2 separate regions of the Homo sapiens genome follow, and region 1 is linked to region 2. A link is a loop called in an ENCODE intact Hi-C map of the cell type or tissue named here. Cell type or tissue: adrenal gland. All regions are shown on one strand. Each heading gives the region's core, and the rest is flanking DNA. Links, peaks and the distances in the headings are about the cores only.

What was found. Hi-C counts contacts between places; a loop is a spot of excess contacts. Peaks named below come from ENCODE experiments on the same cell type or tissue, not always from the same donor. Only the 100,000 strongest peaks of a DNase experiment are listed, where the experiment ranks them.
Region 1: a loop joins it to region 2, with 2.5 times the contacts of the local background. A loop is called at or near these places in 61 of 110 quality-filtered maps.

The regions. Positions count from the first base shown.
Region 1 is chr13:30,473,712-30,476,623 of GRCh38, reverse strand. It overlaps a transcript of HMGB1 not described here. Among named protein-coding and RNA genes, the nearest start is that of HMGB1, 9.2 kb to the right of the region's middle. In adrenal gland, for the core only: no CTCF peak of the experiment used is centred there; no DNase peak of the experiment used is centred there.
Region 2 is chr13:30,791,279-30,794,190 of GRCh38, reverse strand. No RefSeq gene overlaps it. Among named protein-coding and RNA genes, the nearest start is that of LINC00398, 10 kb to the left of the region's middle. RefSeq lists enhancers at 995-1,511, 1,265-1,559, 437-2,912 and a silencer at 1,265-1,559. In adrenal gland, for the core only: a CTCF peak has its summit at 1,507 (motif pointing right); DNase peaks (open chromatin) are centred at 1,500 and 1,730; H3K27ac peaks cover 1,038 bases.

The sequences.
Region 1 (2,912 bases), core at 149-2,648, 320 kb after region 2:
CCAAAATGCTGGGATTACAAGCGTGAGCCATCACACCAGCCATAAACAAAATACTCTATGTATAGTGCTTAGCACATGGGAGACACATGCTAAATAAAGCTTGTTGTCTAGTCTTTTGTCTGGGCCATAAGACATCCTCTCTTGGCAGCACAGCCACTCTCTTCCTCATCTCAAGAGTACATGCTGGCTGGGCGCGATGGCTCAGGCCTGTAATCCCAGCACTTTGGGAGGCTGAGGTGGGCAGAACACTTGAGGTCAGGAGTTCGAGACCAGTCTGGCCAACATGGTGAAACCCCATCTCTACTGAAAATACAAAAAATTAGCTGAGTGTGGTGGCTTGCGCCTGTAATCCCACTACTCGGGAGGCTGAGCTTGAGCCTGAGAGGCTGAGGTCGCAATGAGGCTGCACTCCAGCCTGGGCAAAAGAGTAAGACTCTGTCTCAAAATAAAAAAACTGAGAGAGAGTACATGCTACCTGTGTCTCAAAAAAAAAAAAAAAAAAAAAGTACATGCCACCTGCGATATCACAACAGTTCTGTTTCTCAGTTTCCCACTCTATGGTTTGTATGATGACAATAAGTGTTTCCTATAAAAAGAATCTCTGATCAAGAAAATTTCAGAATTACAGTTTACAATCATATGAAATGCTTAGGCCCCAACTCAAATGTCTGCAGGGGCCAGGGAGGTGATATGATTGGGTGAAAAGTCAGGCTAACCACTTAGGGAATGGCGGGGACTGTGGTAAACTTGAGAACCCTGACCTCTTTGAGGGAGGCAGTTACTCTTCATTCCAACCATCCTCCCCATGTGGAAATGTGAACCCAACCTTATCAGATCTCTCACTTTTCAAAAGAAGCCAAATATCTGGATTTTTTATTGTGAAGATTTCTACTGTTTTCTGGGTTTTGTTTGTTTGTTTAGAGACAGGGTCTCTCTCTGTTGCCCAGGCTGGATGGAGTGTGATGGCAGGATCATAGCTCACTGCAGCCTCAAACTCCCGGGCTCAAACAATCCTCCTATCTCAGCCTTCTGAGTGAGTAGGTGGAACTACAGGTGAGCGCCACCACCACACCCAGGGAATTTTTTTTTTTTTTTTTTAGAGATGGTCTCAAACCGGGCACATTGGCTCACACTTGTAATCCCAGCACTTTGGGAGGCTGAGACAGGCAGATCACTTGAGCCCAGGAGTTCAAGACCAGCCCAGGCAACATGGAGAGACCCCCATCTCTACAAAAAATACAAAAACATAATTAACCAGGCATGATGGTGTGCACCTGTAGTCCCAGCTACTTGGGGTGGGGTGAAGGGAGGGGAGAGGTGGGAGGAGACTGCAGTGAGCCGAGGTCACGCCACTGCACTCCAGCCTAGGTGAGACCCTATCTCAAAAAAAAAAAAAAAGAGAGAGAGAGAGACAGTGAGCTGAAGTCGCATCACTGCACTCCAGCCTAGGCGAGACCCTGTCTCAAAAAAAAAAAAAAAAAAAAAGAGAGAGAGAGAGAGAGAGACAGTGAGCCAAGGTTGCACCACTGCACTCCAGCCTAGGCGACAGAGCGAGACTGTCTCAAAAAAAAAAAAAAAGAGAGAGAGAGAGAGAGAGCTGAGGTCGCATCACTGCACTCCAGCCTAAGGGAGACCCTGTCTCAAAAAAAAAAAAAAAAAAAAAACAAAAAAAGAAAAGAAAAAAAAAAGAGAAAGAGAGTGAGCCAAGGTTGCACCATTGCACTCCAGCCTAGGCGAAAGAGCAAGACCCTGTCTCAAAAAAAAAAAAACAAAAAAAGAGAGAGAGAGAGTGCCAAGGTTGCACCATTGCACTCCAGCTTAGGCGATAGAGCGAAACCATCTCAAAAAAAAAAAAAAAAAAAAAGGAGAGAGAGACCATCTCGCTCTGTCGCCCAGGCTGGAGTGCAGTGGTTCAATCACTGCTTACTGCATCCTTGAACTCCTCTTCTGCCTCGGCCTCCCAAAGTGCTAAGATTACAAGTGTGAGCCACCATACCTGCCCAATGTCTACCTTTTTAAAACACCGCTTTGACCGAATGAAACGTCTGTGGGTCAGATAAGGCCAGAGAGGGGCCAGTTTACGCTGTCAGTCCTAACCCTTCATGGCTGGGCATACTCATTACGGTCACCCCCGGCTCTCCAGAAAAGCCTCCCACGGTATCCCTATAAAAGCGCTTGTTTAAAATTACTATAATATTTTGCAGCAAAAATATACTTTAAGCACAGAATATGTAACTCCAATAATAGATGAAAATTCTACCTAATGAAGAGGACCATCTTTTTCACAAGGTGTTAAACACCATGAACAGCAGGAAAGAAATAGGCAAAGTTGGCGAGGGAGTGTTCCATTGTTCCTGTCTTTAGTTAACCAAAACCACTCGTAAGACATTTATTGCTTTTTAAAAAATAGCTTTATCAAAATATGATTCATACACCATGTAATTTACCCACTTACAGTGTACAATTCAATGGTTTTGGGCATATTTACCAGGTCATGCTGCCATTACTATAATCTAATCTGCAACATTTTTGTACCCCTAAAAGAAACTCCATACCCATTAGCAGGCACTCTCTTTTTCCCCAAACCCTGGCAGCCACTAATCTACTTCCCTGTCTATAATATTTCCTGTTCTGGATATTTTATATAAATGGAATCATACAATATGTGGCCTTCTTATGTCTGGGCTCTTTCACTTAGCATAATGTCAAATATATATGTATGTGTATGGATATACCACATTCGATTTATCCACTCATCAGTTGATGGGCATTTGGGTGTTTTCCACTTTTTGACTGTTACAAATGCTGCTGCTATGAAGATTCATGTACAAGTGTGTGTGGACATGTTTTTGTTTCTTTTGGGTATATACCTAGGAGTGGAATTGCTGGGTCAACTGCTATCTATCTGTGTT
Region 2 (2,912 bases), core at 300-2,799:
TCCCAAAGTGCTGGGATTAAAGGCATGAGCCACTGCGCCCAGCCAAAAAAGAAACATTTCTTCCCCACCAGCAGTAGCACAAATAAATCTCAGGGAGAGACCCTGATCAGCCGTGACTGGGTTGGTGTCCTCCCTCAAGGGGACTATGGCCAGAGAGGTGGAGACACAGAAAGGGAGACAACCCCCATTCAGACCACATTGCTGGAGCCTGGGGACCAAAGGCAGTTCTGTCAAAGATGGTAGAAGGGACACAAAGGACCCATTCTGACCCAGGAAGCCAACCAAATGGTGTGCATACCAGCTTGTCATGCATGGAGGCCTGGAAGGGTTCTGTCATTCTCCTGAGTGGCCCTGCCTGGGTTTCCGGGTCCCTGCCTCCAGTTGCTTCTGATTCCTGATGATCAAAAGACCCCACTGATTTTTTTCACCTCTTTGAGTCAAACTGCCCTCTCTGCTGGATCCTTAGCAGTCACTGATGCCCGCAGTTAAAAATTCAACCTTTCATGGGTACAAAGAAAGAAGAAATAAGACCTAGCATTTGCTAGCACAACAGGGTGACTATAGTAAAACATAATTTAATTATACATTTTAAAATAATTAAAAGAATATAATTGGATTGTTTGAAACACAAAGGATAAATACTTGAGGTGATGGATACCCTATTTACCCTGCTGTGATTGTTATGTATGACATTCCTGTATCAAAATATCTCATGTAACCCATAAATATATACACCTACTGTGTACCCACAAAAATTTTAAAAAGTCAGCCTTTCTATAGAGTTAACATTGTGCCAGGTAGGCACAACAATGAGAAATGACAAGAGGAAATGATGAGCTAAAATGCCTATTTTCTCTCACGAAGCGATGTAATACAGAAGCCTTACGTTTTCTGGTTATCTGGCCAAAAGAAATCCTGTCATTGCCCTTGGTTATCAAATAGACCTCATGTTCTTGTCAGTCAGAGAATTGTGGAAATTTGCAGCTTAAAAATGTAAGGTGTGGGTGAAATCAGATTAGGTTTGACTTCATTGTTCAACAGAGGTTCACAGATGGGTCCCCTAATGACTAGGGTTTTGGTGTCCTTGGCCAAGGTTAAGTGACGAGTTAGGTCATCGGTCATTGCCATCCCTAGTGGTTAAAGCTTGGCCAGGAGCAATCCCACTTATTAAGAAAAATGCCTTGCCGAGGGGTAGAACGTTAATTTAATTTAGGGATAGTACAATTGTATCTGCACATTCTGCATTTCACTGTTGATACAGCCTGAGCCTGCCTGGCTGGTTGCAATTGTTTTAAATCCTCTGGCACCATTGATCCCTAATTGACCCCAGATTCCTGAGCGCCAGGAGCAGCCCTGACTTGTTTATTGCTGGCCCTGGGCCACCGTGCGGGTGTCCGCTGAGTTCCGCTGAGCTCAGCCACAAAGGCTGCTCTCTGACTGTGAGTCAGCCTAGCCCACGGCCAGCCAAGCCCATGGCCAGCAGGAGGACCTCCTCCAGCTTTCAAAAACAACAGGGCTTCCCTGTAGCTAAAATGCTTATTTTCTCTTATGAAGCGGTGTAATGCAGAAGCCTTAGTTTTCTGGTTATCTGGCCAGTAGAAATCTGGTCACCCCCTTGGTTATCAAATAGCTGGTTGCTGCTGCCTAGGCAGGCTATAACCTATAAAAATGTTAAAGGCGGTTCACTTCACTCAACGACAAGCTGTCCTTTTGCCCTGGGGGTACCTCCCAAGCCTTAGCCAGCTGGCTTTGAAAGTCTCACGTGGGTGAGTGGGTGCCTGACTGGGTGCAGCTGATGCCCCGATCCCTGATGACAGGTGTCCCCAGTGTCATCTTTATGTACAGAGAAAAGTGAGTTAGTGCTTTGAGAAATCAGCTGTGCACACAAAGAGCAAACCAGGACCCTCTCTGGTCCCAGCTGGTTCTGTTAGAGTGAGCTGGGGTTCTGCGAAACCACATTTGGTATGGGAATGCAAGCTGCAATTTGGTCAAAGGTACATTGACAGCCTGAAGGAGACTGCATTTAAGCCCTACACTAAAACAATGGGGAGCCTGAGTCCAATATTTACTGGGTGTTCCAATAAAGATCTAGAGCACAAAGGCTCTCTGGGGACCTCCATCACAAATAGCGCAGCACACATTCATCTGGCCACATTGGCACTTGTTAGCTCTCAGGCAGATTCAGATGGGGGGTTGGGGGGCGTGTTCCCTCCAAGAATCCTGCTGGCCTACCTTGAAAATCAAAACTGCATGGTCAGATGCAGACAGGAGGAATGTTGCTAAGCTTCGGAAACCACTTAAATACTTTGAACAGAATGGCTCCTCAATTGAGGACAAAAGTATACTTTTCTCTTAAACTGCAAACCTGGAATGTGCCTTCTGATGATTATAGGCAGAGTCCACACTCAAGTGATGGGAACCAGGCCCATGCTCTGCATATGGTGTCCAGGCTGCAGGGCAGCTGTGCCTTAATGAGATCCAGAAGCCTGCTGGCTCCCCAGCAGGCCCTCGGGAGCGAGGGCGTCCAGCACGGGTCCCAAGGGCTCCCCACCCTTCTTGGAGGCTTGGCACCCCGCCTGCCTGACCCCAGGGTTCTGCACATATGCACCGGAGGCAGCCTGGTCCCCCATACACGGATGCTTTAGTTGGATGACCGGAAAGGGGTGTGGTATGGGGGTCAGAGCATCTGAACAGACAGAGCTTTTCCCAGGGCCTCCTCCTTGGCTCAAACCATGACCTGCCTGCATCCAGATCTCCTCTCGCTCTCATTATCACACCAACTGCCTCTGCAAAATGCAGATACACTTTGCTGTTTTTGCACTTGGTAGAAATGACATCTTTTTTTTGAAACATAATAAAGCCCAGTGATAACACAGCTACAATAACATAAGATCAGGCTGGGCATGGTGGCT